2 separate regions of the Homo sapiens genome follow, and region 2 is linked to region 1. A link is an interaction called in ENCODE POLR2A ChIA-PET data of the cell type or tissue named here. Cell type or tissue: GM12878. All regions are shown on one strand.

Region 1 (8,000 bases):
TGTGAGATGGTATCTCATTGTGGTTTTCATTTGCATTTATCTCATGATTAGTGATGTGGAACTTTTTTTCATATGCTTCTTGGCCACTTACATGTCTTCTTTTGAAAAGTGTCTGTTCATGTCCTTTGCCCACTTTTTAATGGGGTTGTTTATTGATTTAAGTTGCTTATAGATTCTGGATATTAGACCGTTGTTGGATGCATAATTTGCACATATTTTCTTCTGTAGGTTGTCTGTTTACTCTGTTGATAGTTTCTTTGCTGCACAGAAGCTCTGAAGCTTAATTAGATCTCACTTGTCAATTTTTGCTTTTGTTACAATTGCCTTTGGCATCTTCATGAAATCTTTGCCGTGTCCTATGTCCAGAATGTATTTCCTAGGTTATCTTCCAGAGTTTTTTTAGTTTTAGGTTTTACATCTAAGTCTTTAGTCCATCTTGAGTTGATTTTTGTATATGGTGTAAGGAAGGAGTCCAGTTTCAATCTTCTGTATATGGCTAGCCCATTATTTCAGCACCATTAATTGAACAGGGAGTCCTTTCCCCATTCTTTGTTTTTGTTAACTTTATCAAAGATTAGATGGTTGTAGGTGTGCGGCATTATTTCTGGGTTCCCTGTTCTGTTCCATTGGTATATGTGTCTGTTTCCTTCTTTCTGTCTCTCTCTCTTTTTTTTTTTTTTTTGGTTTGAGATGGAGCCTCGCTCTGTTGTCAGGCTGGAGTGCAGTGGCGTGATCTTGGCTCACTGCAACCTCTGCCTCCTGGGTTCAAGTGATTCTCCTGCCTCAGCTTCCTGAGTAGCTGGGACTACAGGTGTGCACCACCATGCCCAGCTAATTTTTGTATTTTTAGTAGAGATGGGGTTTCACCATGTTGGCCAGGATGGTCTCCATCTCTTGAACTCGTGATCTGCCCGCCTTGGCCTCCCAAAGTGTTGGGATTACAGGCGTGAGCCACTGTGCCTGGCCTGTTGAGGGTTTTTAATATGAAGGGATGTTGAATTTTATTGAAAGCCTTTGAGTTTGGGGATGATCATGTGGTTTTTGTTTTTATTTCTGTTTATGTGATGAATCACATTTATTGATTTGCATATATTGAACCAACCTTGCATCCCAGGAATAAAGCCTACTGATGGTGGTGGGTTAGCTTTGGATGTGCTGCTAGATTCGATTCGCTAGTATTTTATTGAGGATTTTTGCATCTGTGTTCATCAGGGATCTTGGCCTGCAGTTTTCTTACTGTGTCTCTGCCAGATTTTGGTATCAGAATGATGCTGGACTCAAATAATGAGTTAGGGAGGAGTCCATCCTTCAATTTTTTCAAACAATTTCGGTAGTATTGTTCCATACTAGCTCTTCTTTGTATGGGGTTGTTTTTGCATGTTGAATTGTTTCAATTTCTTACAGATTCTGGTTATTGGACCTTTGTTGGATGCATAGTGTATTAGTCTGTTCTCATGCTGCTATGAAGAAATACCCAAAACTGGGTAATTTATAAAGAAAAGAGGTTTCATTTACTCACAGTTCCACGTGGCTTGGGAGGCCTCAGGAAACTTAGAATCATGGCAGAAGGCACTTCTTCACAGGGCAGCAGGAGAGAGAATGAGTGCAAGCAGTGGAAATGGCAGACGCTTATAAAACCACCAGATCTCATGAGACTCACTATCACGAGAACAGCATGGGGGAAACTGCCCTGTGATCTGATTACCTCCACCTGGTCTTGCCCTTGACACATGTGTATTACAGTCCAAGATGAGGTTTTGGGTGGAGACACAGCCAAACCATATCACGTAGTTTGCAAATATTTTTTCTCGTTGTAGAAAAATATTTATCTCATGGCCTGCAGCCATGAGCATGGAGTGTTTTTCCATTTGTTTGTGTCATCTCTGATTTCTTTGAGCAGTATGTTTTGTAGTTCTCCTTGTAGAGACTTTAACCTCCTTCATTAGATATATTCCTAGATACCTTCTTTATTTTTTCGTGGCCATTATAAATGGGATTCTTTGTTCATTTTTAATTGGGTTGTCTTTTAATTATTGAGTTAACAATAGTTCTTTATATGTATTCTAGATACAAGTCCATTGCCAAATATATGATTTGCTTTTTTTTTTTCCGTTTCTGTGGGTTGTTTTCACTTTCTTCATGGTGTCACAAGTATTTTTAATGTTGTTAAAGTCCAATTTATCTATTTGTTTTTTGTCACTTGTGCTTTTGGTGTTATATCAAGGAACGATTGTCTAATCCAAGCTAATGAAGACTTATTCTCATGTTTCTTCTAGGAGTTTTAGAATTTAGTGCTTACATGTAGGTCTGTGATTCATTTTCAGTTGATTTTTGTGTATGGTGTTAGGAAGGGTTCCAACTTCATTTATTATTTTGCATGTGGATATCCAGTTGTCTCAGCATCATATGTTGAAAAGACTATTCATTCTTTCTCTATTTTATTGTCTTGGTACTCCTGTTGAAAATCAAATGACCTTGGATAAAAGGGTTTACTTCTGAACTCTCATCAGATGTTTTTAAATGGCAGTTTTAATTTTAATAAATTTACTGATAATTTATTGGAGAAATGATTATGAAACACATCCTGTGAGCCAGGCACTACCTTAGCTTGCAGAGTTATGGCAGTAAACAAGAGAGAGACTCCCTTGACCTTGCAGATTACATTTTAGTGGAGAATGAAAAGATATGTGAAGAATATAAAACACTTGGGAACATTAATTAGAGAAGGATAAAAGTATATGTTTGTGGGCATTACATTGTTTTCTTCACATAGCCCTCTATGTCTCTTTTAGTGCATTTAGCTCTTCCTGCCATGTCTATAGTTAATATTTTTATATGCATGTGTAATCTACCCGACTAGGCTAAACACTTCTTCAGGTCAAGGTCTGTCTTTGCCAGTCTCTCCCATCTAGATATAGTACGTGTTTAGTGGGTATGTGATGAATGAATAAATAGATTAATTACTTTTGGGGACTGAGTTTATGATGAAAATTTTTTTTTTTTTAGACCAAGTCTCACCCTGTTGCTCAGGCTGTAGTGCAGTGGTGCAGTCTCGGCTCACTGCAGCCTCTGCCTCCCAGGTTCAGGTGATTCTTCTGCCTTAGTCTCCCAAATAGCTGGGACTACAGGTACCCACCACCACACCCAGTTAATTTTTTTCTGTATTTTTAGTAGAGATCATGTTTCACCATGTTGGCCAGGCTGGTCTTGAACTCCTGATCTCAAGTGATCCTTCTGCCTCGGCCTCCCAAAGTGCTGGGATTACAGGCGTGAACCACTGTGCCTGGCCTGAATGTTTTATACACATCCATTAATATATGCATAAACCTTTAAAATATCCATGTTATTCAGAGCTGTTACAATAGTTTGGAAATAAGAGTGGAATCCTTTATATTTGTGTTACTCTAGGTTACACTTCTTTTTTTATCTAGAATCTCAAGCTAAGTCTCCCTGCTTCAGCCCAGATTTCTATTTGGTACTTAACCTCAGCCAGGGCCCCGCTTTCCTTTCCTTCCTCACTCAAGTAATTTCAGCCCTCATTCTGTCCATAATGAGTCACTGAGCACCTCTCTCATCTGTTTCCGTCAGGGAGTGAACCAATATTTTAAATTTTAACCCAAGAACAGAAACCTGGGCAAGTCCTGGGTAGGGTAAAGTTATTTGATGTGATGGTTTTTTTTTTTTAATTTTTTTTTGGTTTTAAGGAGTGAAAAGTTTAATAGGCAAGAAAGAAGGAAGGAAGAAGAAAACAGCTCCCCTGTACAAAGATAAAGGGAGGGGGCGATTCGAACAAAGAGAAAACCCTGTGTGCGTCAGAAAAGTGGCTGCTTATATGAGGAGGCTAGAGGAGGTGGTGCCTGATTTGCATAGCGCTCAGGGGATTGGTTTGACCAGGCATGTCACTCACGTAGCCCGCGGAAAAAACTGGCCCTCCCACCCTAGCTTTTTAATATGCAAATGCAGGGTGCCATGATGCTCTACACATATGGGGATATGTGGGGGCGGCCGTGTTGCCAGGCACCTGTGAGGCGAGGGGAAGAAGGTGGCAGGAATCACCATGTTTGGGTGGACCCAGTTTCTAATGGCCTGTATTTGCATATCAAAGGTTGCTGACTCGGCTCTAAGAGCTGGGGTTTGCTAGACAAGAAACGTTTCTGGAGCCGCTTTAAAGGAAATGAAAACTTCCCCAAGGACCCCTTTTCCTAGCTGCCTAAAATAATTTCTTAATAAACTCCTATAACATCCCCCCATGTGGAGATGTCACCATAACTGCTCTTAAGGGGTTTTGGGTGATGACTCTTTCTGGCTATTTCCTGCTGAGAAGGGGCATCGAATGGGGAACAGCAGCTAGGGCTTCTCCTGGGGTTGATCTAAGGGTCCTTGGAAGAAAGGTGTGTTCCTGTGTGGTTTAGTTTGCAGCACTATTTGGAGTTTGATTGCTTCTAGGTGAGAGGAAACAATTCAAGTTATAGTATTGAGTATACAGGGTCCAAATATTAATACAAGACATAAGTTCTCTGTCCAATATTTCAGTTAGAAGGTGCTACTCTGTATAACCCTATTGCAAATAGTAGAGTGAGTATAGCAGTTCCCACAAGTGTGGTATAGTAGATAATTTTCATCTAAAATTTTACTTGCCAAGATATTTGGGGATTTATGAAGTTCCTTGGTTTTATTTCCCAAACAAAGAAACCTCAGGGTTATGGGCACCCTACTCACTTTCATTACCTGGCAGAATTTGCAGGATAATTGCCCAGAACCAGCATATTGATCCAGATTTTTATGTTATCCATCCCATTTTGTTTCATCCAAGCTGTAGGAGATCGCCACTTGATTCACAGGAATAAGCAGGGTTAGTCTAAAATGTAGGCAAAAAGCTTAAAAACAATTAGACTAGGATTTAATGACAAATGTATGATAAGCTTTGGAGCACAATTTCTCTCTCCAGTCCTCATTTTTTGTAAAAACAAATTATGATAGGACCGTGTGTGTTGTTTGTAGAATAAATTTTAGTCTTATACTTGGCCTGATTATTTGCATAAAGTGCAGCAAGAGTGGTTATTTCTACATAGGCCTTTTGGATTGGCTTTGATGGAACTCTGTTCCACAGGAATCTCAGATAAGACCTTTAAAGCTGAGCCCAGCCATCCACATGGGTTTGTATCCTCAAATACCTGTGAGTTGGGTGATCTCCTCTTGAGGTCCCAAGATAAACTTGGAGCTGCTGGACCTGTTAGAAAGTGACATTCTTTACTGACGACAGGTTAAGATCTCTGTTCATGGACTGTGTAGACAAGGTATGAGGCCAGTACTCCCCAAGGGGCTTTTATTGGCTCTGCATGTCAAGCTTGATTCCTTAAAGGGAAACACACCCTTTCAGTCAAAGCCTTGGTAAAATAACCAGTTTTACCAATTGTGTCCTGTCGACAAAGAAAAATGGATTCTTATTGCACTGATGGAAACAATTATATTGCTGTAAGTTAAGAGTACTCACAGATAGTTTCCAAATTCTGGAGGAACCAGGCAGAGAAAAAGAAACATGCTCCAAATTTTGTTCACAGGAGCATACCTTATTCAATTATTAAAGGCCATAAATAGTTAAAATAAGTTTCCTGGACTCTGAAAAACAAAACAAGGATCAGCAATATTGCAAGCGAAAGTCAAAAAGGTGGCTTTAACTTTCTGAGTCCAGTCCATTTAATTAGCTCTTGTTTTGCTTGATATTTGTGAACATGTCAGTTCTTTGAGTCCTGTATGTTCTTCCTCTATTCCAGTGTTAACAATCTTCAAGGCTATTAAGAATCTGCATTTGAGAACATCTGTTAAAGTTCTTAATATGGCTTGATTATAAACCGTCTTTTGAGAAGGAACAAAGCAAGACAATTGTCTGTGAATGACAAAATTTCCAGGATACAGTTAAAAACATGTCAGACAAAAGTTTATTTATCTCTGTGGTTTACAATAACTTTACCCTTAATTATGATTGATAGCATATACTTAGACGTTAGAATTTTAGAAATCCCATTCAATTTGGGAACATATATTAGTATTCACCAAAATATAACTTAAAGAAGATTGGAAATATTTTGGCAATCTCATGTGACTAAACATGTCAAATAATCTTTTTTACCTCTTTTCTGAATGTTTCAGGGACCTTCTGAACCATCCAAAAAGCCAGGCATCAGGAAGGACAGTTTTGAAACTTGAAGTTTGATTTTGGGAGGCCTGTTAAATGTTAGAGGTTTAGAACATTTGATGTTATGAAATAGAATTCCAGATTGCCAAATGATGACTCAAAAGGCAAAAACCTTTCATTAGCCTTTACCATGACATGGAAATCCTGTTCAAAGCCAAAGTTTACCCTTGCATTAATTTATTAATGTTAACCCCAATTTGTTTCTATGAAATCTTATAGATCATTGCTTCTAATCATAACCAATTTGACTGGGAGGTGAAATTTTCACAAGCCTTTTATAACCCTTTTACTAAAGGGCAGATTAGTGTCTTAAGACCTGCTTGCCATGGTTTTATTTCAATGTCCAATTTGTGAAAAGACCATATAATACCCTTTTGAGTTTAATTAATATTCACTGTTAACTTTTAGCAACTTTTATTTTTGGTGAAAAATCTGGTTAGTAAGCAGTTTTAATTATATACTTGGTGTGGATCCTAGGACCCAGAGAGAAATGCAGATAAAAGTTTGACTTTTCAGCATCCAGCTCTATATGTCCCAGCCTTACCTATCTGTAAAGCAGGCAGTATACAATCTTGGAATGTTTAGCAAACCTAGTATCTAAGTTGTATGATTTAGACCACCTATTTGCATTTTGACGACACTTGCATTTTACCAATAATTCTTAAGACTGTTTTTATTTCTTGAAGTCATGTGAACTAAAAAATATTTAAGTGCTTATTTTTCTTTAAGCCAATTAGAGCTCTTTTTATAGACATTACACACAACACATATATAGCAACACAAACATATAGAAGATTGAGCCCTTGTTAAGATTTTTCATTTGCCAGTTTCTTAATAGGGTTACTGGCTTTAGGGTGGAGCCCTTAGAGAAACAAGGCCAGGTAGCATGCATTTTTTAGGGCCTAATAAGCAGGTACAGCTGAAGGCAAAGACAGATCCCTAAAATTAAGGGTGCCATTTTATACTGGATCTTGGGTCCGTATAAACAGTGTAGTGCTTCTACCATGCTCTTCATTGCAAGGCAACCCAAAGCCAATTGGCTTATTTTGTAATTAGCCCATGTGATGGTTATTTTTGTGTGTCAGCTTTAGTATAAGTATATAACTTAAAGAAGATTGAACATCTTAAGTGGCTAAAAGATGAGCTAAAAGATGTCCAGATGGCTGGTTAAACACAATTTCTGGAGGTATCTGTGAGGGTATTTTCAGAAGAGATTAGCATTTGAATCAGTAGACTGAAGATCTCCCTCACCAATGAGGTGGGTATCATGCAGCACATTGAGGGTCCCAAAAGAACAAAAAGGCAAAAGAAAGGACAAATTTACTCTGTCTGTGATACGATTTGGCTCTGTGTCCCCACCCAAATCTCATTTTGAATTGTAATACCCACGTGTGGAGGGAGGGAGGTGATTGGATCATGGTGGCAGTTTCCTAGATGCTGTTCTTGTGATAGTGAGAGAGTTCTCAGGAGATCTGATGGTTTTATAAATGGCTTTCCTCTGGGCTTTTCACTTTCTCTCCTGCCTGCCGCCATGAAGAGGTGCCTGCTTCCCCTTCTGCCATGATTGGAAGTTTCCTGAGGCCTCCCCAGCCATGTGGAACTGTGAGTCAACTAAACTTCATTTGTTTATAATTATTCAGTCTCAGGTGGTATCTTTATAGCAGTGTGAGAACGAATTAATACACTCTGCTTGAGCTGGGTTTTGCAGAACTCTTCTTAAGTTCTGTGAAACCACACATCTGAATAGGGCACTGCTTTTGTACTTTTTCCTGAAAAGTACAGAAGAGTGATGTATGTGAATGTT
Region 2 (8,000 bases), 190 kb before region 1:
CTATTCAGGGAAAGAAATTTAAAGGTTTGGTAGATACAGGAGTGGACATTTCCATCATTTCTCTACAGCACTGGCCATCCGCATGGTCAATTCAACCCGCTCAATTTAATATAGTTGGAGTTGGTAAAGCCCCTGAAGTATATCAAAATAGTTATATTTTGCATTGTGAAGGGCCCGATGGACAACCTGGGACTATTCAACCAATTATAACTTCTGCACCTATAAATTTATGGGGGAGAGATTTATTACAACAATGGGGAGCACAAGTTCTAATTCCAGAGCAATTATACAGCCCTCAAAGTCAACATATGATGCATGAAATGGGGTATGTCCCTGGTATGGGACTAGGAAAAAATTTGCAAGGTTTGAAGGAACTGCTTCAAGTGGAAAGACAAAGTTCCTGCCAAGGTTTGGGATAAGATTTTTGATGGAGGCCATTGTTAAGCCTCCAGAACCTATACCTTAAAAATGGTTAACAAATAAGCCAATTTGGATAGAACAATGGCCACTAAGTAAAGAGAAACTGGAGGCTTTAGAGGACTTAGTTAATGAACAATTGGAAAAAGGACACATAGCTTCAACATTTTCCCCTTGGAATTCTCCAGTTTTCATAAGTAAGAAAAAAAACAGGTAAATGGAGAATGTTAACTGACTTTAGAGCCATTAATTCAGTTATACAACCTATGGGGATATTGCAGCCAGCACTGCCTTCTCCTACTATGATTCCAAAAAATTGGCCTTTAATAGTCATAGATTTAAAAGACTTTCTTTGCTATCCCCTTAGCTGAGCAAGACTGTGAATAGTTTGCATTTACAATTCCTGTGTACACAACCTACAGTCTGCTAAGTGTTTTCATTGGAAAGTGTTGCCACAGGGCGTGTTAAACAGTCCAACAATTTGCCAGATGTATGTAGGGCAAGCAATTGAACCTACTTGTAAAAAATTTTCACAGTGTTACATTATTCATTATATGGGTGATATAGTTTGTGCTGCCCCCACTCGAGAAATATTACTCCAATGTTATGATCACTTGCAAAATGTGATTTCTCATGCTGGTTTAATTATAGCTCCTGACAAAATTTAGACTACTACTCCTTACTCCTACTTCGGGACCTTAGTAAATGACACTACAATAGTGCCACAGAAAGTAACCATACGTAGGGCTCAATTGAAAACATTAAATGACTTTCAAAAATTACTGTGGGGCATTAATTGGATGCAACCTGCTCTAGGCATTCCTACCTATGCCATGAGTAATCTATTTTCTATCCAGTGATGCCCAACTTGCCAAATGGTGCATTCCTCATCGTTTACAGGAGGAGTTAATCCTTGAGGATTGGAACCTAATTCTTTTTGGCAAATAGATGTCACACATGTTCTCTCATTCAGGAGACTAGCTTAGGTACATGTATGTGTGGACACCTTTTCTCACTTTGTCTGGGCTACATGCCAATCAGGAGAGTCTTCTGCCTGTGTTAAACGTCACCTTTTGCAGTGTTTTGCAGTGATGGGCATTCCAGCTTCTACTAAAACAGATAATGCCCCAGGCTATACTAGCCAAGTTCTAGCTACATTTCTCTCTGTATGGAATATTAAACACATTATTGGTGTCCCATATAATTCTCAAAGACAAGCCATAGTCTTTGAAACATAGTCCCTGAAACAGCAGTTGCAAAAGCAAAAGGGGGAAAACAGGGACTACAGGACACCTCATATACAATTGAATCTAGCATTATTGACTTTAAATTTTTTGAGCCTGCCTAAAGGCCAGGTGCTATCAGCAGCTGAACAGCATCTACAGAAACCAGCTGCAAAGACAGAAGCAGAACAACTGGTTTAATGGAGAGATCTGATGACAAAAAGTTGGGAAATAGGTAAAATAATAACTTGGCATAGAGGTTATGCTTGTGTTTCTCCAGGACTGAATCAACAGCCAATTTGGATACTATCAAGACAGCTGAAACCTTATCATGAGCCAGATGCTGAGGAAGAGATTCCAAGAGGATCCCGAGGACCCCCCAGTTGCAGCCATGTCAAGACTGATGCTAAGGAGGACCCCAACTGTCACAAGCAACACCCATTGAACACAGCCACCAACCAGAGGACAGATCAAGAAACTGTCACAGATGGTGGAAGAAAACCTGAGGAAAGTGGGACAACCAGTCACAATGAGTAATTTAATGGTAGCTATGATAGCAGTGATCACCATTGCCATGAGTATTGCTTCAACAAGGGCTGACACAGAGAACAATTATACTTATTAGGCATATTTATCAATCTTGGCTAGCAATAATGCCTGGATGTAATCACTCTATAACACATTTACACATGCTTTCTAGTCTCAGTATTTACCATAATGAATCTGCTCCTATAATTCAGGCATACCACCCTCAAAAATCTATTTGTAAAAGAATTGGACCTGGCCAGAAATAATGAACATACTTATTTAGGAAGACTGCATTGCAGAACAGGCAGAGGTGCTGCGCAGCGATTCCTATGGAATCATTATTGATTGGTCCCCTAAGGAGATGTTTAGCTTGAATTATACCTCTTAGTCTGCGTGCCACAGCCACACTATGTTCAGCTGGTCTAAACAAAACAGTCAGATGGTAGAAATGGTAAGAAATATGGCAAGAGTTCCTATTGTCTGGAAACATGGCGGTATAGTGGCACCTCAACCTCAAATGATACGGCCTGCTCTAGAAGCTAAACATAAGGATTTGTGGAAACTATTAATGGCTCTTAATAAGATCAAAATTTAAGAAAGAATTAAAAAGCATCTAGAAGGATACTCTACAAACTTCTCTTTGGATATTGCAAAATTAAAAGTACAAATATTTAAGGCATCCCAGGCACACCTGACCTTAACACCAGGAACTGGAGTACTTGAAGGAACTGCAGACGGATTAGCAGCTATTAACCCATTAAAATGGATAAAAACACTTGGAGGCTCTATGATTTCAATAATGATTTTGCTATTAATCTGTGTTGTTTGTCTTTGTATAGTCTGCAAATGCAGATCCCGACTCCTGTGAGAAGTGGCTCATCGTGATAAAGCCGCCTTTGCTTTTGTCATTTTGCAAAAACCAAAAGGGGGAACATGTTGGGAACAGGCCCCCAAATCTGGCCATAAACTGGCCCCAAAACTGGCCATATACAAAATCTCTGCAGCACTGTGACATGCTCGTGATGGCTATGATGCCCATGCTGAAGGTTGTGGGTTTACTGAAATGAGGACAAGGAACACCTGGCCCACCCAGGACAGAAAACCACTTAAGGCGTTCCTAAACCACAAACAATAGCATGAGTGATCTGTGCCTTAAGGACATGTTTCTGCTGCAGATAACTAGCCAGAGCCCATCCCTTTGTTTCGGCCCATCCCTTTGTTTCCCATTTTAATCTATAATCTATAGAAACAATGCTTATCATTGGCTTGCTGTCAATAAATATGTGGGTAAAACTCTGTTCATGGTTCTCAGCTCTGAAGGCTGCCAGCCCCCTGATTTCCCACTCCACACTCTATATTTCTGTGTGTGTGTCTTTAATTCCTCTAGTGCCGCTGAGTTAGGGCCTCCACGACTGAGCTGGTCTCGGCATCATTCCACCCCCAACCCCTCCCAAATCTCATGTCCTCACATTTCAAAACCAATCATGCCTTCCCAAAAGTCCCCCAAAGTCTTATTTCAGCATTAACTCAAAAGTCCACAGTCCAAATTCTCAACTGAGACAAGGCAAGTCCCTTCCATCTATAAGCCTGTAAAATAAAAAGCAAGTTAGTTACTTCCTAGAATGTACCCCATACAATGAGGGTACAGACATTGGATAAATACAGCCATTCCAAATGGGAGAAATTGGCCAAAACACAGGGGCTAAAGACCTCATGCAAGTCCGAAATCCAGTGGGACAGTCAAATATTAAAGCTCCAGAATGATCATTGAATGCAGCTTTTCCAAGCACACAGTGCAAGATGTTGGTGCATCTACCATTCTGGGGTCTGGAGGATGGTGGCCCTCTACTCACAGCTCCACTAGGCAGTGCCCCAATGGGGACTCTGTGTGGGGGCTCCAATCCATTTCCAATCCACACTGCCCTAGCAGAGGCTCTCCATGAAGGCATCGCCCCTGTAGCCAACTTCTGCCTGGACATCCAGCCATTTCCATATGTCCTCTGAAATCTAGGCACAGGTTCCTAAACCTCAATTCTTGACTTCTGTGTACATGCAGGCTCAATACCACATGAAAGCTGCCAAGGTTTGGAGCTTGCATGCTTTGAAGCCATGGCCCAAGATGTACCTCGGTCCCTTTTAGCCATAGCTAGAGCAGCTGGGATGCAGGGCACCAAGTCCCTATGCTGCACATAGCAGGGGGGCCCTGGGCCCGGCCCACAAAATCATTTTTTTTCCCTAGGCCTCTGGGCCTGTGATGGAAGGGGCTGCTGCAATGGTCTCTGACATGCCCTGGGGACATTTTCCCCATTGTCTTGGCAATGAACATTTAGCTCCTAGTTACTTATGCAAATTTCTGCAGCTGGTTTGAATTTCTCCTCAGAAAATGGGTTTTTCAGCTGGGCATGGTGTCTCACCCCTGTACTTTTCAGCTGGGTGTGGTGGCTCACTCCCAGCACTTTGGGAGGCCAAGGCAGGTGGATCACCTGAGGTCAGGAGTTCAAGACCAGCCTGGCCAACATGATGAAAACCCATCTGTACTAAAAATATAAAAATTAACTAGGCGTGGTGGCAGGCGCCTATAATCCCAGCTACTTGGGAGGATGAGGCAGGAGAATTGGTTGAGCCTGGGAGGCAGTGTTTGCAGTCAGCCAAGATCGCACCATTGCACTCCAGCCTGGGTGACAAGAGAGAAACTCCGTCTCAAAAAAAAAAAAAAAAGAAAAAAAGGCCAGGCATGGTGGCTCATGCCTGTAATCCCAGCACTTTGGGAGGCTGAGGCAGGCAGATCACTTGAGGGCAGAGGTTCGGGACCGGCCTGGCCAACATGGTGAAACCCCATCTCTACTAAAAATACAAAAATTAGCTGTGTGTGGTGGCAGGCACTTGTAATTCCAGCTACTCGGGAGGCTGAGGCAGGAGAATTAATTGAACCTGGGAGGCGGAGGTTGCAATGAGCCGAGATGGTGCCACTGCACTTCATCCTGGGTGACAGAGCAAGACTCTGTCTCAAAAAAAAAAGGTGGGGGGTTATTTTCTATCCTATTACATTGTCCGGCCTCAAATTTTCTCAATTTTTATGCTCTGTTTCTCTTTTAAAATTGAATGCTTATAACAGCACCTAAGTCACATTTGAATGCTTTGCTGCTTAGAAATTTCTTCCGCTGGGTACCCTAAATCATCTCCCTCAAGTTCAAAGTTCCACAAATCTCTAGCACAGGGACAAAATGCCTCCAGTCTCTTTGCTAAAACATAGCAAGAGTCACCTTTACTCCAGCTCCCAACAAGTTCCTCATCTGCATCTGAGACCACCTCAGCCTGGATTTCATTGTCCATATCATTATCAGCATTTTGGTCAAAGCCATTCAACAAGTCTCTATGAAGTTCCAAACTTTCTCACTTTTTCCTTTGTCTGAGCCCTCCAAACTGTTCCAACCTGTTCCTGTTACCTGGTTCCAAAGTCGTTTCCACATTTTCGGGTATCTTTACAGCAGCACTCCACTATACTGGTACCAATGTACTATATGAGTCTGTCTTCACACTGCTGATGAAGACATACCCAAGACTGGGTAATTTATAAAGAAAAAGAGGTTTAATGGACTTACAGTTCCACGTGGCTGGGGAGGCCTCACAATCATGGTGGAAGGCAAAAGGCACGTCTTACACAGCAACAGGCAAGAGAGAATAATAACGAAGCAAAAGGGATTACCCTTTATAAACCCATCAGATCTCGTGAGAATTATTCACTACCACGAGAACAGTATGGAGGAAACTGCCCCCATGATTCAATTATCTCCCCTGGTCCCTCCCACAACATATGGGAATTATGGGAGTTACAATTCAAGATGAGATTTGGCTGGGGACACAGCCAAACCATATCAATGACTAACCCTGACCTCATCCTAACTCTAGTACTGATACTCACTTTGACTCTGACCATGACTCTCACCCAGATGCCTATCATGACATTGACCATAAACCTGGAAGTCATGTAAATCTGACTCCCACTCATCCCTAACCCAGATTCTGGCCCTGATCTTGGCCCTATCTCTCATGCTGATCTAACCCTGCCCTTGACCTGATTCTCACACTCAGCAATGCTGACACTGGTTGTCATTCAGGCCCTAGGACTCCCCCTGGACCCTGACCCTGGCCTGAACAAGATTCTCAACCTGACCATAATCCATGTGTAGATCATGACTGATTTTGACTCTCAACCAGATCCTGAACTCAGCTTGACCCTGAACTCATCTCACCTTTTTCCTCACTCTCAGCTTCTGCTTAATCAGACCCTAACCTTCATGCTGATCCCAACCCTACGCACGAGTTGGTCATTAGCCTGACCCTTCTAATCTTCATCCTGACATGAATGTGTTCTGACCCTTACCCTCACTCTGACCTTGACTGTGAGCTCCACTCTATCACTGATACTGAACCTCATTAGAACTTGATCATGACCCTGACCCTCACCATGCCCCTGACTCTGATCTTGACTTTTACCTTGAACCTGATGATTTTCCTCACTCTGAATAGGACCCTTACTCTGACCCTCACTTTCTCTCAGGCTATTGCGAGCCTGACCCTCGCAATAATTCTGACCTCGATGTCAAACTGACATAATTTGACACTGACTTTGACCCTGAGCCTGACACTCACCTGGTTCTTACTTTCATACTGACCTTGACTCTCTCACATAGACACTGACCATGAACCTGAACCTGACATCAAATCGCACACCCATTCTCACCCTCTGACCCTCAACTTGAGCTTGACCCTTACCCTCACCCTGTACCTAACCTTAACCTGATTCTAACCCTAACTCTTACCCTCACCCAAATTTGTTCCTGCACTTGAAATGTGAGTTTTGTGGTTCAGAAGTCAGCCATGGGCTTCACTGGACTAAAATCAAGGGGTTGGCAGGGATGCATTCCTTTCTAGAGGCTCTAGGGGATAATCGGTTTCCTCACCATTTCCAGCTTCTAGCGGCTGCCTACATTCTTTGGTCTGTGGCCCCTGCCTCCATTTTCAAAGCCAGCAGTAGCAGGTCAAATCCTCACTTTATATCACTCTGAAGATTCTTTTCTGGCTTTTCTCTACCACTTTTAAGGATTTGGGATTTTTTTTTTTTTGATAGCTTTGCTCTGTTGCCCAGGCTGGAGTGCAGTGGCATGATTTTGGCTTACTGCGTCCTCTGCCTCTTGGGTTCAAACAATTCTCCTGCCTCAGCCTTCCAAGTAGCTGGGATTACAGATGCACACAACCACATCTGGCTAATTTTTGTATTTTTAGTAGGTATGGGGTTTCGCCATGTTGGCTAGGCTGGTCTTGAATTCCTGAGCTCAAGCAATTCTGCCCACCTCAGCCATCCAAAATGCTGGGATTACAGGTGTAAGCCACCATGCGTGGCCAGGATTTGGGATTATTTTGGGTCCACCTGGATAATCCAGGGCTTCTTTCTACCTCAAGGTAAAACGATTAGCAACTTAATCATTTTTGCCATGTAATGGGATGTTCACAGGTCCCAGGGATTAAGGCATAGGCATCTTTGGGGGCCATTATTCTGCCCACCACAACTCTAACTGTACCCTTGCTTTCATCTGACCTACATTCTGACACTGACCCTGACCATGAAGATCAACATGTCCCTTTCTCTGATCCTAACACTGAATTTGACTGTCACCTTGTCCCTGGCTGGCACCATGAACCTAACTGAAGGTGTGACCTGACCCTCACCCTGACTCTGACCTTGACATTGACAAGGAATAGACCTTCACCCTGACAGTCACCATGACCCTGTGCTGACCTTGATGGTGACTCTCACTGACTCTGGCCCTC

What was found. ChIA-PET counts read pairs that join two places held together with the same protein. Peaks named below come from ENCODE experiments on the same cell type or tissue, not always from the same donor. Only the 100,000 strongest peaks of a DNase experiment are listed, where the experiment ranks them.
Region 2: POLR2A ChIA-PET joins it to region 1 with 5 read pairs; 4 of 35 experiments call an interaction of 5 or more read pairs at or near these places.

Annotation. Positions count from the first base shown.
Region 1 is chr7:43,665,456-43,673,455 of GRCh38, reverse strand. The region is part of intron 1 of COA1 (cytochrome c oxidase assembly factor 1); the gene reads left to right. Among named protein-coding and RNA genes, the nearest start is that of COA1, 60 kb to the left of the region's middle. RefSeq lists a silencer at 3,554-3,603. In GM12878, no CTCF peak of the experiment used is centred here; no DNase peak of the experiment used is centred here; H3K27ac peaks cover 547 bases.
Region 2 is chr7:43,855,296-43,863,295 of GRCh38, reverse strand. No RefSeq gene overlaps it. Among named protein-coding and RNA genes, the nearest start is that of MRPS24, 10 kb to the left of the region's middle. RefSeq lists an enhancer at 5,244-5,413. In GM12878, no CTCF peak of the experiment used is centred here; no DNase peak of the experiment used is centred here.